Linked DNA regions of Mus musculus: region 2 is linked to region 1. Evidence: chromatin loops called from intact Hi-C (ENCODE). Cell type or tissue: heart. All regions are shown on one strand.

Evidence for each region. Hi-C counts contacts between places; a loop is a spot of excess contacts. Peaks named below come from ENCODE experiments on the same cell type or tissue, not always from the same donor. Only the 100,000 strongest peaks of a DNase experiment are listed, where the experiment ranks them.
Region 2: a loop joins it to region 1, with 3 times the contacts of the local background. A loop is called at or near these places in 3 of 42 quality-filtered maps.

What each region holds. Positions count from the first base shown.
Region 1 is chr10:17,792,929-17,800,928 of GRCm38, forward strand. Txlnb (taxilin beta) reads left to right here and starts at 3,291. Exons shown (of 10, transcript NM_138628.3): 1 at 3,291-3,493; 2 at 6,160-6,605. The coding sequence starts at 6,173. Gm20655 (a long non-coding RNA gene) reads right to left here. Exons shown (of 5, transcript XR_871470.3): 2 at 26-8,000. In heart, a CTCF peak has its summit at 3,230; DNase peaks (open chromatin) are centred at 3,313 and 4,453; H3K4me3 peaks cover 2,827 bases; H3K27ac peaks cover 3,812 bases.
Region 2 is chr10:17,944,534-17,952,533 of GRCm38, forward strand. Heca (hdc homolog, cell cycle regulator) reads right to left here and starts at 3,534. Exons shown (of 4, transcript NM_001033432.3): 1 at 2,976-3,534. The coding sequence starts at 3,249. In heart, no CTCF peak of the experiment used is centred here; DNase peaks (open chromatin) are centred at 2,818 and 3,678; H3K4me3 peaks cover 2,662 bases; H3K27ac peaks cover 1,953 bases.

The DNA of each region.
Region 1 (8,000 bases):
CATGGTGGAAGTTACGCAGACTCACCTGAAAAGAGTAGTCTGTTTAAGCAGCCAGAAGAGGGGCCCAGATGCACATGTTCAGTCTGATTCCACCACTCCTAGTTCCACATATGCAGCTCCGGATTCCACCTGACTCAAGCCCTACACAAAGACCAATGATCGGTTCCCCGTCCACCAGTCACTGGACTTTTTTTTTTTTTTCTGAGTCACAGCAGGAGGAGATGCTGAGCTCACCAAGGTTTGTCTAGCCTTGTTATCTAGAGTCTTCCAAATCTTAGACAGATTGTGTGGGAAGAGGTCCCGGCTGGAGCATGGTCTCCCAAAGCAGACCTTGTTGGCGTCAGTTCCAATCCTGATCACAATTGTTAGTGAAGCTGAAGTTATGTGATTCCTGGAGGGCCAGAGAAGTTTGTTTGTTTGTTTTGTTTTGTTTTGTTTTGTTTTGTTTTGTTTTGTGTTTAAGAGTTGAGATGCCTCTTACTCCACACAGCCACGTTAAGGTAGAGAATATGTCAGCTGTCAATCAGTCAAGCAGCTGACTGAACCACACCTGACATTTAAAATATCATAGGATGTTTACAACAACAGCAACAAAAACCCTAGGGAACTAGCATTAATGGTGTTTAGCAACACACAACTCCTATGCAAATATCTTTAGAGAGAGTTGGGTCATTCTGTGATTCAGTTTTGTGGAATTTTAAAGTGATACATATATGAAAATGTATATTTTATAATAACTCTAAGAAAGGTTAGCCAGGTGGTGGTGGCACACGCCTTTAATCCCAGCACTTGAGAGGCAGAGGCAGGCAGGTCTCTCTGAGTTGCAGGCTAGTCTTGTCTAAAAAGTGGGCACTCACTTTGAAACTTACAGAGAAACCCTATGGAGTGGCAGGGAGAAAAGAAAGGGACAGGTATAAGAAAGCTATGCCTGTTTTCATGTTAGTACATATTGTATGTATATATACACACAATAACATAATAAGACAGTCCTGTCATTAGATTTCCTCTTCCATTAGTTTCAATGGAAACTATTTTGTTAAAAGGGCCTGCACCTCAAAGTGGGACTTTTCATGGACCCCACCCCCAGCTGTATAAATAATGACATGGAGTCAATAATATTTTAATGCCTCAGCTTGGCAGTCTCCCAACGACTCTAGCTGACTAATTCTGGCCTACATCTTGTCACATGGCCAGGTCTACCTCTCTGCTCCGGCCTGAATCATCCCTTCTGTGATCCCTGATGAACCTCCTGCATTTGATTGCTTCTCCCGAAGTTCCTATCTCTGCCTGGAAGTGCCGCCTCCTAGTCCCTGCTCAGCTATTGGCCATCAGTTTTTTATTACATCCAATAGGCAAGGAAGGAAGGATGAATGTTTGCAAAAATATGAGGCTGGCGATGGGCCACGGAAACAACAATACCAAGATGCGACGAGTACTTAGCTCTCTGCAGGTACCCGTTAAACAATTGATGACACAGAAACATACCTTCACAAAATGTACCCTAACAGTACCTTATTTAAAATTGTTTAGAACTGATCTGCACTTGGAGATCTGATTGAGTTGATTGCTCCAATCCAGGATGTGCTGTCTTCTGATTTGTGGTGTTAACCGAATATTCACGATGTGAGGATTAAGGAGAGAATATTATTTTCTTTCACCAGTTTCATTGTGTTTGCCATGAAAGGCCCGAAATTAACCTGTAAACCCCAGTTGCCCAAGGACCAGGTAACTTCCGGGAATGCTGGGAGTTGTAGTTCTCAGAAAATAACAAAGCCTCATAGGAAACTATGATGGCCTATAGGTCATCCTTATAAATCCCTGCTACACAGGCTCAAGGCCATTCCAGCTGAGAAACTCCAGGGAATGGTCCTGATTAAAGTCGAGGATTTGGTGGTCAGTATTTAATATTTAATAAAGCTAGCTTTAATTTGCCCGGAGCTGGTGGACTTGGGGTTTTTTCTCTGGCAAATCCCAGGATTAACAGTCACTGCAGTGTCTCTGTCAGAGTTTCTCCTTCTCAGGCTGCTTCTTCCCATCATGCCTTTCCTGCACCCCTTTTCAGCCCTTTCTGTGATTGTGACTTACAGCACCCCGAGCTCAGGAAGTAGGGAAGCACTTGGGAGTGGGGTGCACGTTAGCTTCCGTTTCATTCCCTTTAACAATCTGACACTGAGGTAGAGGCTTTTTAAAAAACGTGAACTTACTCCTTTACAGTGCTGGAGGTCAAAGTCCAAAATGAGTTCCATGGGGTCTGAGGTGAAGCTGTTGGTGTGGCTGCATCCCTCTGGAGGCTTGAGAGAAGAGTGTTTTGTTGCCTTCCCAGCTTCTAAGGCTTCTTATGCTCCTCGACGCAGGACCTTACTCCATGACACACCCCACTTAGATCGACAGATCTGATCTGATTCTCAGCCTGCTTGCCTCATTTATAAGGACTCTGTGATTAGTGGTCACCCTCAGATCATTCTAGATGACTCTCCACCCCACAATCCTTGACCACATCTGCAAGTCCCCTCTACACGTAAAGTGCCAGATTCAAGGGCTGGATGTCTTTGGGGTGACTAAATTCTCAGAGATGCTGTGCCAAGACTAAATCTGTTTTGGTAAAACATGGAAATACATTCCCCAGAAAGCTTAAGGCACCCATGAATGGCTATGAGTTAGGAGGAAGCTAACAAGCTAATCCTTGTTTCTTTTACACAGGATATTAAGCCGTTCCTCTGACTGTCCTGGAAGTCACCATATTGACCAGGCTGGCCTTGAAGTCACAGAGAGCCACCTACCTCTGCCTCTAGGCCCTAGGAAGGCATTTTTAGGATGAACAAGCTGATGAGATGTCAGCTCTGGACACAGCACACATGCAAAGACTACCTAAACCACAGTTCCAAAAGCCACCTAAATGTGCATTTCAAACTTTGCAAAAACAATAGTAACAACCACAAGAAAGCAGTGTCCTCAGAATTAGTGTCTCTGCCACTTCTCCTGTGCTGTGCCACACCGCATCTTTGGTGGTTCCTAAAAGAAACCTGATACTAACTAATCCAGGGTTGAATCATAAACCCCACGGAGATAAACCAAGAAATAAAAACACTCCTGATGTGTTCCAAAATAACAACAATGTCAGAAAACCGCACCAGGAGGCCATTCATCTGGGTTTGAATTTTAAAGAGGGCTAAACATGGAGAGTCTCACAATTCACCAGCTGCTTTTCTTTCAAAGGATACTCCCCTGGCGACACCTACTGAAGCACAGGCAGACTTCTTTCTTGCTGCGTCACGGGTGTTTCCTTCCCCGCCCCCTCCTTTTGTGGGCGTGTGTGTGTGTGTGTGTGTGTGTGTGTGTGTGTGTGTGTGTGTGTGTGCAGTTTCTCCCTCCTTGTAAGAACTCAGCCCTGCTGCCTGTTCCTGCTGCTGCTGCTGCTGCTGCTGCTGCTCCTCCTCTGACTCTACCACCTCTTTCCTCTCTTTTCTCTTCCTGCTTAGCTCCCTTCCTTCTGGTAAGTATGACAAACACTTCCCCAAGCCCTGAGGGGCAGCCTGTAGCCTGTAGTCTGTAGTGTTCAAAAGTTACAGACGCCAGCAAATGGTAGAAGGGCTTTCCATTGTTCAACTTCACAAGACAGCGGGTGGATCAGGAAGGGATGGTGCGTGTGCGTGTGTGAGCAGCCACAGCTAGCACAGGGGAAACATTCCTCCTTCCCGGAGGGGCACAGAGCCAATAAAGTTTGTAAAAGACAGATTTTAGAGTTTCTTTGTGAGAAGAAACTTTGCTACAAAAAGGACGATTTTAAGGTTCTTTGACTTTGTTTATATTTGGTTTTCCTTCTTGTTAGTTTGTTCTGAGGTGTCTTAAAGAAGTAAATTGTCCTCTAAACAAAATAGGTTACTGTTTTAAAAGAAGGTTGGAGTTTGGAGATACTGCACATCAGTGGAGCATTTGAGGTGCTGAGACTGACACACACACACACACACACACACACACACACACACACACACACATCAACTAATGTGGAACAGGAATTTAAAGAATATCCATAGACCTAAGCTTGAATAGATCACGTGAACATTTTCATGTAGCCTAACCACAGTAAAATGCCCGTGGACTGTTTGAAATAACTGCTTTGAACTTTGATTGACTTCAGATCTCACCCAATGATAATCTCCCCTACACTTAAAAGTTCACATATGGATTCAAACCAGTAAATGGTCACAATTTTTAGTCTGACTGAGAGCCTATTCTCTTGACTTTAGGGATGAAGGGCTAAATGTCAGAACTCATTTTAGAAGAACTTAAAATAACTTCTGGCAGGGCAGCAGGTGACACGTGTCTCTCTGTGTGCTTGGGGGAGGCAGGAGTTATATATAGCAGAGAGCATGGCGAGCGGAGGTCAGGCTCTCGATTGCAGTGGTGGAGACGCAGCCACATTGTGTGATAACCAAGTGATTGAATTAAAAGGAATGACCTTCCTCCTAAGTCCTGGGGGAGCCACAGGTGGGTGGGGACTGTCTCCACACTGTGTCTTCCACTCTCGGGTTGGCAGTCAAGTGTTCAACACCTACTACATTCAAGTGCTTGACACTTGCCCTAAAAATGAGCCAAGGAAGCTATGCAGTTGATAACACAGCATGTTTTTGTTTCCACTGACATGCCAACACAACCGCACGACCCGTGAAGCTAGGGAACGCTGCCATAGTTTTATGCTATTAGTTAGCAGCATAACTATTGCGTTCTATTTGTAAACAAAACGCACCAGAAGTTAAACCCTAAGCCAAATCTCTCCGCCCCTCAGCATGGTAGGAGCAAAGCCCGGAGTCTCTAATGCAATGTGCTGTGTTGTTCCATATTTCCCAGAGGCTCTACTATTATGTGGGTGTTGTTGTTGATGTTGTTGCTGCTGGGAGACAGGATTATATAGCAGAGGCAGGCTAGGGACTCTGTGTAGCTGACAATGACCTTGAACGCCTGACTTGCCTTCCTTTTACAAATAAGAAGTAGACATGCCCCAGCATGCCTGGTTTGAGTCCATATTGCATTTGAATTATTTTTCTAGCTTAAGATATACATTGCTATGTCTTAAAATTCTTACATTTTCCTAGAACTTTTTAAGTTAGAAAATTATCATCTTTTTACTTCAAAGATGAAGTCAGTTTCTAGAGTAAAAGAATGTTATAGAAATTTAAGGAGTTAGTATTATATGTGGGCTGGCGAGATGGCTCAGTGAGCAAAACTGCTTGCTATACAAGCGTAAGGATTAGAGTTCTGATCCTGACAACCATGTGGAAACTTGGATGCAGTCAAATGAGCATGCAATTACAGTGCTGTTAGGGACAGAGGCAGGAGGATAACTGGGGCTTGCTGACTGCCATCCTAGTGCCAGGTTCAGTGAGAGGCTCTTGTTTTAAAGGTAGAAGATGGATGTGACACCAGACATCCTTCTCTGGCCTCTGCATGTACACACACACACACACACACATACACATATGTGTGAAAATACTCATACACATATATACATATGAAAATATATTTCTAAGGATCATCATCATTCATTCATATTACTGACTTATTTATACATTTCTCATTCCCTGTTTTAATTAAAAAACATTAATCTGAAGTTCAAAAACCCTTTTTTTTCTGATTGATAATTGCATGTTGCTTATTATCAGGGAGAAAACACTAGAAAAGCAATTTTACCTAATAATGTAGTAAAATACACAAGTTAAACTTTTTACCTAAAGATTGAAAAATAGCTTATGGATGTAACTGTTACGAATTATTTTTAGTAATCAGAATGGTTCCTGTATTAAATATTAAATTAAAAGTTAAATAAAAATTAAACTTTGCATGAAAATGTCTATGTGCAAGCACTTTTAAGGACTGTGAGGTCTATACCTGAAAATCCTAACACAAATTGACAAATATATTCATAAAAACAATACCATAAATTAACTCAAACAATTTCAACAAAAAGGGGTAGTGCTAAAATGTGAAGATTACACTCAAGATAGGACAGTAATACGACCTGAGTTTTAGTGTCGATGGTATGTGGAAGTTCATTTATTCTGTGGCGGATCCCAAAATTAGGTGGCGCCTCTCTGAGAGATATCCTTATCATTAATATGTAAGTGAAATCGTTAGGTGAACCATGACTGTGCTTCCCACCAGACCCCACTCCCATATGGAGATTAATCATCCTGATCAGCTCTCAGTGGAGCACCCAACTCCCCCAGGGGACAGCTCATCACTCAATCAAAACGGCCCGGGAAAGCAAGATGGCGAGCGGTGCTCAACCTCAGGCCAAGCGCCAGAGCAAGAGGGAAGCCTGCATCCCGAGAAGGGAGCCCATGATGTCGCGGAAGAGTTGAGCAGGCAACTGGAAGACATCATAAGCACGTATGGGTCTGCTGCCAGTCCCCGAGGGAAGGAGAGCACCTCTGAAACTAAGGAGCAGCCCCCAAACACAGAGGCACCAGACAATGAGGATGTTGACTATGAAGAAACCACTGAAGAGATAGACAGAGAACCCACTGCTCCTGAAGAGCCAGCCGCAGCCAAAGAGCCTGTCAGCAATAAAGAGCAAAAGCTGGAAAAGAAAATCTTAAAAGGATTAGGCAAGTATTATGTTCTAATGTCTCTATCTGACATACCCTGTCCCCAACCCTGTTCAAGGGCTGGGATGCCCTCCCCGCCCCCGCCACTCTCACCCCGGCATTTCCTTATACAATGCAGACATTCTCTCTTGCACACTCTCGCTCTCGCTCTTGCTCTTGCTCTCGCTCTCACTCTCGCTCTCTCCTTCCTCCCCAGCCCCCAGCCTGCGAACTCACCTGAGAGCAGACTCCCGATAAACCTGCCTCTAATATACTCTAATCTGGCTCGAATTGGTTTCTTTCACTGGCAGAGAAATAACCTATCCGCCATATAAATATATTTGGATTAATTTCATATCCTCCTTTTGTAATTTCCTAAATTTTCTATTGCTGTGTTTTTCTCTAGCCCATCCCTTTTCGTATTACTAAAGTGAAGGTTTTTCACATGATGCCAGTCAACTTGGCTCACATGCCTACCCTATGGCTCTTAGAATTCCAAACCAAAATTCTTAAGATATTTTTTGGGCCTGTGGTCTAACCCTGACAGGCTCAAGCTTGATCTCATTTTACTGTATTCCCCTGCATCTCTTTCTTTTCCATGCCATCCCTGACCCCACCACTACCCTAGCCATTCTCATCTTCTCTTTTAGTTCTTTGAACTTCCATGCTCCATTTTCCAAAGGCCTGCGCACATTCTACCTAAAAACATCTGCACCCTTCCAGTCCTTTGAGCATAGAACTTCTGCTTGCCATTTAGCTCATAACCAAAAGGTATTTTCTTAGCCACATCCTAACGTTGCAATCTCCTTGGGTCTACATTATGCCATGAATCATTCTTTAGTAGTACTAACAAGCATCTCGAATCATACATTTTGGGGGAGAGTATTTGGTTAATGTAACTAATTCCCAATTGGATTTTTTTTCTATCTCAAGAACAGTGTGTGTGTGTGTGTGTGTGTGTGTGTGTGTGTGTGTGTGTGTGTGTGTGTTGGATATCATTGGATGCCTATGGTATAAGATATGAGATGGCAAATTAAAGACTCAATAGTAATTTGCTATAAAAATGAAGGAATGGAATATTTAAAGCAATCTTAACAAATAAGCAAAATATGATAAATAAGGATAAGTTTATTGATAAAATAATTGTCAATTAGATGACTTATCATAAAATATTTTTGATTAAGGATATATCACAAAAAATAAAAGTAATAGTAATAACAACACTGTGGTTATATCTGCCAAGAACTGCAGAAGACATAGACCTGAGCTGTTCTTCCATTCATTACTTTCAGGACTATTTGTTAATGCCTGGTTATAAGGTACTATGTTGGGAGAACAAAAAGAAGAGATGACCCTTTGGTTAAGGAGCTCTTGGTACAGAGAGAAAAGCAAACACATGAACTATTACTCAGCAGA
Region 2 (8,000 bases), 150 kb after region 1:
TCAGGCTTGCTTCCTCCATTCCTTGCAGAAGGCTTCATAAATTAGTATCTAAAAAATACGAGTACAACATCCTTTGAATTCCTATTCAACTGCATAACAGCAACCAGTTCAACTACCTCAACTCCAACCATACCAGTTTCCTCAGGCTTCCCCTGGCTAACAACTTTATAGAGCGAGGAGTTATTTACACTAACAATGAACAACTAAGGGCTAATACGACCTTGCTTTGGTAACTACAATGCCCCATACTTACAGGACATAAAACCACTCTATAAACCTGAAACACCTACTAGTCATTAAGTTTACATGTAAGTGTACATTCAAAACCTACTTGATCAAAACAAACCATGTAAAATTGTAATAGATAGGAAACATTTCAAGGCCAGCCTGAGAGCTATACAGCTAAGGCACTGTCTCACCACCAACAAAAGACTGTAAATATTTAGGAATTTTGAAAATTATATAATAATAAAATCTACAATATACTTAGGAATCATAAAGCAGTCCAACTAATATAATTTTAAAATTAAAAAATAATTTAGTCTTGAGCCAACAAGATGGCTCAGTGGGAAAAGCGCTTACCACGAAGCCTGACAACTGGACTTCAATCCCCGAAATCTACCTGGGGAAGGAGAGAACTCCTGACCCCAAAAAGTATGCTATTTGTACACGCACACAGCTAAAAAACAAAATGAACCTTTGTTATCATGTCCATTGCCCCTTCCTATAAAAATTCACCAGTATCACCTCTCCCTACATCTATACTACACACACACACACACACACACACACATAATTTACAATCTCCTTATTCATTTTGTGTAGGCCTAAGAACCTATGTTAAAATTGTCTTCAGAAACACAGAGATGATTCTTCAGTTAAATCAAACTATTTCACCAAGGTGACACCAAAGATAGGCGCCACAACCCTCAGCTCGCTGCTCCTGAATATGCAGCTTCTGAGATTGTGGCTATGGCAATATGGGGGCCCACTGCTTCTTTTCCCACATCTAATAGAATAAAGACCTACTAAGAAAGCCATAGCTTTACCCAGATATACACAGTACTGCTAAATCTACCAGTTTACTACTTCAAATGAACAATGTAAGTGGCTTAATGTTTTCAGTCTAGCAGGTACCATCTGCCAAAGAAAAACTTCCTCAACTACTTTAAGATACTCAAATCTTTCAGAGTGTGGTAAAGACACAGGTCTTTGTGAGAACCGAGGATGTACTAAAGTATAACCATTAGCCTAGTCCCTATCTAATACACAGTACTATTAACATTACAAATTAAAAAGTTGTCCATTTAAAATATTTATTTTAATATTTAATAACAATAATCTAATAACTAAAATAATCTTTTGAATGAATAACTAGTAGCTGTTACTCACCAGCCATCTATTATTTGCAATGAGCTTTTATCGACCTTTACATAATAAGCCTTTAAATAACACGAAATGGGAACTTAAAAGTAAAGGGTCACTCTAAGCCTCCCTCAGGAAAATCCTCTAAAGGCCCAGTGTAACCCTCACTGCCCCCCCTCACTCCCTCAAGTGTGTCTATGAGGAAACTGAGGTTCAGAAAAACTGGCCTTTCTCCAGATATCAAAGCTCTAAATGGCTGAGGAAGAGCTGGTATTATGCAGTCTAAGTATCATCTTCTCTGTCACATCAATATCAAAAGGACGGTTAGAGATAAGAAAGCAAGAGCCGGCACAGGCTAGCCAAATAGGCTAGCCAAGTTTTGATAGTACACTATCAAACACTCACAAACGTGTAAGTTTGCTCCTCCTAATAAACAAATCTTCCTATTTCAAAACTGCAGGGGCTCAGCCAGGGGGGGGCCCTTTCCAACAGCCTGTAGTCTATCTCCTATGGGAATCACTGTGGCATTCTTGTAAGTACTGTAGCCCTTTTTATGGGAGACCATCTACATAGAGGATGGCTTTGAAAACTGTTAAGAAGCAAATATAACGATTCTAACGATTCTCATCTACTTACATTAAAATGTACATTTTTTTCCCCTGAAAAACTACCTGAGAAGAAAAAAGTTTAAAAGCTGCCCAAATAAATGTCAGGCATCCTGTGGTAAGAAGGGAAAATCCTGTCACACCTTAGCTATTACCTGCATTCCTCCCTTCTAAAGGATCATTCAAGCGCTCATGAAATTATCAGGGCTTCTTCAGAAAAACAAATGTGAAACAATTATACAAGGGACAGGAAAAGAAAGAAAGAAAGAAAGAAAGAAAGAAAGAAAGAAAGAAAGAAAGAAAGAAAGAAAGAAAGAAAGAGAAAAGAAGGAAAGGAAGAAAAGGAAGAAAAGAGAGAAAGAAAGAGAGAGAAAAAAAAGAAAAAGACACCCAAACACTTCAGGTTGGGAACGGAAGTCAAGTTCAGATTCTCTTCCTTCCTCGAGCAAGACAAGAGAATTAAATGAACACCACACACACACACACACACACACACACACACACACACACACACTCTCTCTCTCTCTCTCTCTCTCTCTCTCTCTCTCTCTCTCTCTCTCTCTCTCTCTCTCTCTCTCCACCTGTGGCAATCAGGCAACAGGCCTACATCTGCTGGGAATTGCAGCTTTTCTTCTTTGGGGGCAATGGTGGGTGGGTGGGTCGCGGTGAGCAGGGAAGTTTCCAATCGGATCATTCTAACTTGGGCTCCTTTTCCTGCTTGCCCGCTGCCTCGCTCCCACCAACCCGGGACATTTCAGACTCAGCCCGCGCGGGCACCACGGGGAGCAGGCACCAACCGGAGCGCCGCCGCGGGGCCCGCAGCCCCGGTCCACGCCGCTCCGCGTGGGGACCACGAAAGGAAAGGCAGCGCGGGGCGGTGGGGCGGGGCGAGCACTTCCTGACTCGCATTGTCCACGCGCCGCCCGCGCCACCCAGGGCCCCGCCACCGCGCCCGCCCGCCCGTCGGTGAGGAAGTTGGCGCTCGCCCCGCCGCTGTCGTCTTACCATTCTTAGCGTCTCCCGCGGCTGCAGCCCCCGCAGCGACGGTGGCGTTGGCGGCGCCCGTGCCCGCACCTCCCGGGCCCGCCGCGCCGCCGGTGCCCACCGCGCCGGGCGACGCCGCCCCGCAGCCCGCCGCCGCCGCCGCCAGGGCCCCTCCGGCCGCCGCGCCTGTCGCACCCGCCGCCGCCAAGGCCCCGGCTCCATTTTCCTGCTCGTCCCCGCTGCTGTTGGCGCGCTTGTTTTTGCGGCCGCCTTTGCTGTTCTTGGGGTTGGGCATCTCCCCGGCCCGCTCGCGGGTGTCCCGGTCCCCGGCGCCCACGAAGGCGGCTCCCCCGCCGCACCGGGGCGGCCACGGAGAGCGCGGGCCGGCCGCTCTTCCTCAGGCGCCCGCCCCGCCGCGCGGCCCTCGCCGCGACATTCCGGCCGCCGCGCCCTCCGCGGCAGAAGCCGGCGCGGCCACGCGCGGCCACCCGAGGCTCGCAGCCGCGCGGGCGCAACGGGCCCCCGAGCAGAGCGAGACGCGGAGGAGCCCGAGGGAAAAGGCGGGTCTCGGGCTTGTTTTGATTCGGCTGCGCTGACACGCTCCAGGCCCGCCCCCGCCCGTGACGACACTGGGGCTTGAGCCCGGCCCCGCCCACCCAGTGACCTCACGGCAACTCGCTCCGCCCCCGTGACGTCACGCTCGGCGCTCAGCCCTCGGCTCTGGGTGACGTCATCCAGGCGCCTTCTTGGGAGAGGGAGGCTGGCGGGCTTCCCGCGTGTGCTGACAGCCACGACTGGGAGCCAGGCAGTGTTCGTGAAGTTGTTAACTGGCCTTCTGACCTTACTGGAGCTAAACCTGACAACGTGGTCTGGAAAAACAAACAGGTGACTAGAACAGGAGAGCAAAACAAAGGGTTTCGGATTAATAATTCGCTCAATGGCTCTGCGGCTCAACAATGGTAAGATAGGAGTTTCTGGAGAGTGCAGTTGAGCTCCTGTATGGGAATTCTTCAGTCTCGTGGTGGAAAGCTTATTTAGCCCAGACCTACCAACCAGAGACCCAAGGGTTCTGTCGGTTCTGTCAGAAGCAGAGCCAGCCAGGAGGAGCCAGGCTGCACAAAGAAGACTGAGTTGTCTGGAGAGAACGGCCGGGTTGTGAGGAGGACATCAGAGGTGAAGAAGTGAGGGCACAGCCATGCTCAGCAGTAGATGGCCAACACAAAAGAGACTCAGTTGAATCTTAAGAGGTTCTTTGTCTCAGAATGTTTTGTCAGGGATATATATATATATATGTGTAATCTTTTTAGGTCTTTTGTATAGACATATGGCTTCCAGTTTTCTGTTTTTTGTGGAATTCCTCACTGAACGAATACATCTATATGACTTTCTCATGCTTTTTCATTTGTTTGTTTTGTCCTATATTGTGTGTTTGTTTTCATCTTATCTATTTTATTATTATTTAGATGCATATTTGTTTTCTAAGAAGAGGCAGGAAAGCTGTGGATTCGGCTGGGAAGGGAGGTGGAGAGGATCTTGGCAGAGCTGGAGAAGGGGAAAGAAGAGCAGAATATAGTGTATTAAAAATCTATTATTAAAGAAGAAAAACGGAAAGAAAGAAAAAGAGATGAGAGCACAGGGTTCCTGGGAAGAGTTTGATGTAATCTCCTTTTCTGCACTCTCTTCTGCCCCTTTCAAAGACCCGCTCCTTTCCACCCTTCTGATCTCAGCTCATTTCTTCAGAATGATCCCATACCTTACCAGAAGAGCTGTCCCGAGTATCACAGTTTATTTCTCCTGTCTACCTCTGATTACGTTGGCAATGTATATGCTTAAATAATTTTCCTCTGTTCCCTCGCATGAAACAGCCATATTTTTATCTTGGGTGCCGTAAGAAACAACTGAACTGATCTTGGTGAATGTATAAATGACATTCTTGATCCATGACTACAGAAAAACACTGAACTCGTTTACAGTGTCTTCTTCCTATGGCGTGATCTTTAATCGACTGGACTGTTGAGGCAAGGCACTGTGGCTAGGTTGAAGGGTCTAGAAAGATGGCCAAGGAATTGCTCAGAGAAGAGCCATCCACATGACTTCCTAGCCAGGATTCTGATGGGCAGAGCCTGGAGCAACACTGTATTCTTGAGAGCAATTGCTAGTTGGACGCAGTACACTATATGTTAAAGGAAAGTAATTCTTTAGAAGGCCCAAATGATAGCTAAGATAGATAGGGAAGGAAGGAGGGAGAGGTGGAAGAGAGATGTGTGTGCTGGAGATTAGTATCAGGTGTCTTCCTTTATTCCTCTCCACCTTATTTTTTGGAGGCAGGGTCTCTTATGGACCTGGAGCTCACGGACATATTAGATGACCAGCTGGTGAGTTCCAGGGATCCACTTTTCTCTGCCTCCCAGCTCTGGGACTATAGATATGTGTGTCTGTGCACAGTTTTTACATGGGTCACATAAAGTTCTTAAGTTGGTACAAAGAGCACTTTACCAATTTAAGTATCTCCCCAGCTAGAGAATAGCTATTTTGTGCTTATGATGTGTTTATGTCTTATATTCACACATTGTGCGCACATACACACACCCTGTATCAGTAGAACAGGGCAGGTTGTGTTTCTAACTCTGCAGTCTAATATAAAGCCTTCTCCACTATCATGTTTAGTACAAATTTTTCAAATGTGTGAAATATACCTAAAGGATTCTTCTGCCTGTATTTCTTCTGAACCTTAATATCTCCACTAAGCCATTAATAACTTACCAAGTCTTCTCTGGTAACCCAAAGTTAGGCTTGCCTCCATGGACCCTCATACCTTTTCACCAAAAAGGCTTACATTACACACTTAGGATGAAGTTATTCACTCACTTGTCTCTTGTTTGGAGCTTGCTGTGATGGCAGTATTGTGTCTGTCTTATCATACACACAGTGTATTGTACATGGTAGGACATTAAGTCCATTACAAGAAAAATGAATAAATGAAGACAGGTGAATTGGAGGTAGATGCAGGAAGAGTCAGTGGCCACTTAAAATTGGGGAATTAAGGAGTACAGTCAAGATGGTCTGAAAACTGAAAGAACTTATGACATTAATGGAGGCATCAGCAGGACAGTGGATGGAGATACCAGGTAAATATGGCACTTAAATTTCATTAACTTCATTACTGTTACATCTCATGAGAGGTAGTGAGAAGAGTTCAAAATATATTTTTACATTACCTCTAGACTTGGTTTTGTTTTTTAAATTGGTGGTGATGAATTACAAGAAAATTGAGAATTTTTTTTGAATAAGCCCTCTGCTGTCATGCAACGTTGATCAGAGTTAGCACGCACCCACCCTGCAGACAGGCATCTACACCAGCTGCCTACCACCTCTCCATAACTGAGATTTAAGAATTGGAAACCTTCCCACAGAAATATAGTTGGCTGAAAGTACACAGGCACCCAGCCAGTTGCAGTTCTAGTTAATTGTGCGAGTCACCTTCTCATTCAAACTACAGCAGAATGAAAGGGGAGAAAGGAGAAGCTGGGCCATTTCCATGTTCAGCCTTCGTATCTAATTTTAGACCTAGTCAAATTTGACACAGAGGCTATTGTTCCGGTTTTATTGGTACAAAGGCAAGGTACAAAAATGAAGATGTTAGAAACAAAACTCAAGTGATACTAAAGCACCCTCTTTCCCACATTCTATACTCTGAAATTTCACTACAATCCTGACATCCCAACTTTTTCCATTTTTCCCACCAAGCCTAGGAATGGGGGTTGCATACAGAGGGAGAAAGAATGAGGTAGATCCCCTCACCTTAGATACGTCTAGAAAAAGAACTAAGACTGAAAGCTATGCTGTGCTGTATACCTCTCTCACATGCCTTCTCGGTCTTTAACTTATCAAATCATGTGCTCTGAAATTCACTTCACAAAGGTACCATTCTATTCCACTCGGCTTTCTTTCCCCTTGAATATCATGGGCTCTATTAGACAATTCTCTACAAGTTTTTTTTTTTTTTAAACAGTAATAAGCCTTTGAAGATAAGCAATTTATACCTTTGAGAAAAAGAATGAACAAATATTCAGGACTAGGCTGGAGAGATAAGGATATTGTTTCCCTGTTGTAATTTTTGTTGGTTTGACCTTTTGAGCTGTCTTTGTTCTCAGCTTGGCTTCAGCATTGTCTTAGACCTCAGTCATCACTAGATGAAAACAATACTCATTCTCAAAACTGTGCATTTAACCTGTTGCATGTGATTTAAATGCACGCTTGCTCCTTGCTCGGTGCCGCAGCACACATTTTGCTTTGAGATCAACTGCTGCCCATGGTCATCTCATCCACCTTCCACAGCTAGCTTCACCAATCTACTCAGGTCTCACTCAACTCTGCCAAACCACCAGTCCAACCTCGTGGCAGCGCTAGCTCCGCCAATGTTCTAACAACCTCCCAGGCTATGCCCTTTCTCTTGCCCACCTGAGTCGCCACGGATAGAAACACCAGACAGCCTTAATATTTTTAAACTAGCCAGATATTACAACTGCTGGGTGCAGAATCTATGGCCTTAAACTCTCAGCTATCCTGTATTAGAATTCCACTGGTGGCAGAGGGTGCCACCATTCAGTCACCCCCAGGCCTTACATGGTTCATGCTCCTCCCGCCAAAGCCTGGCAGAAAAGCCTCTCTCTATCTCTTTCCCTCCTCTTCCCCCTGAGACCTGGAAATCCCACCTCTTTTCCTTTCCCCGAAGATTAGCTTCTGACATCTTTATTGACATAATCAAAAAACAATTTGCCCCAACACACTCTCTCTACCATGACGAGCTACCTAACCACAGACCCAAAATTGACAAAGCAATGTGATACTATAGATGGCTGCCTTTGCATCTGTAGAGCAAAATAAATGTTCCCTCCTTTTAAGTTGACTTTTCCTGGTGTTCCATCATGAAAATGGAAGGCTGAATGAATAATACACTAATTCCCAAAGATTTAAGTTTAGTTTGAAGAGGACAATGGCAAGGAATTATTCTGGCTCTTTTAAAATTGTTGCTTCAGGTAATCA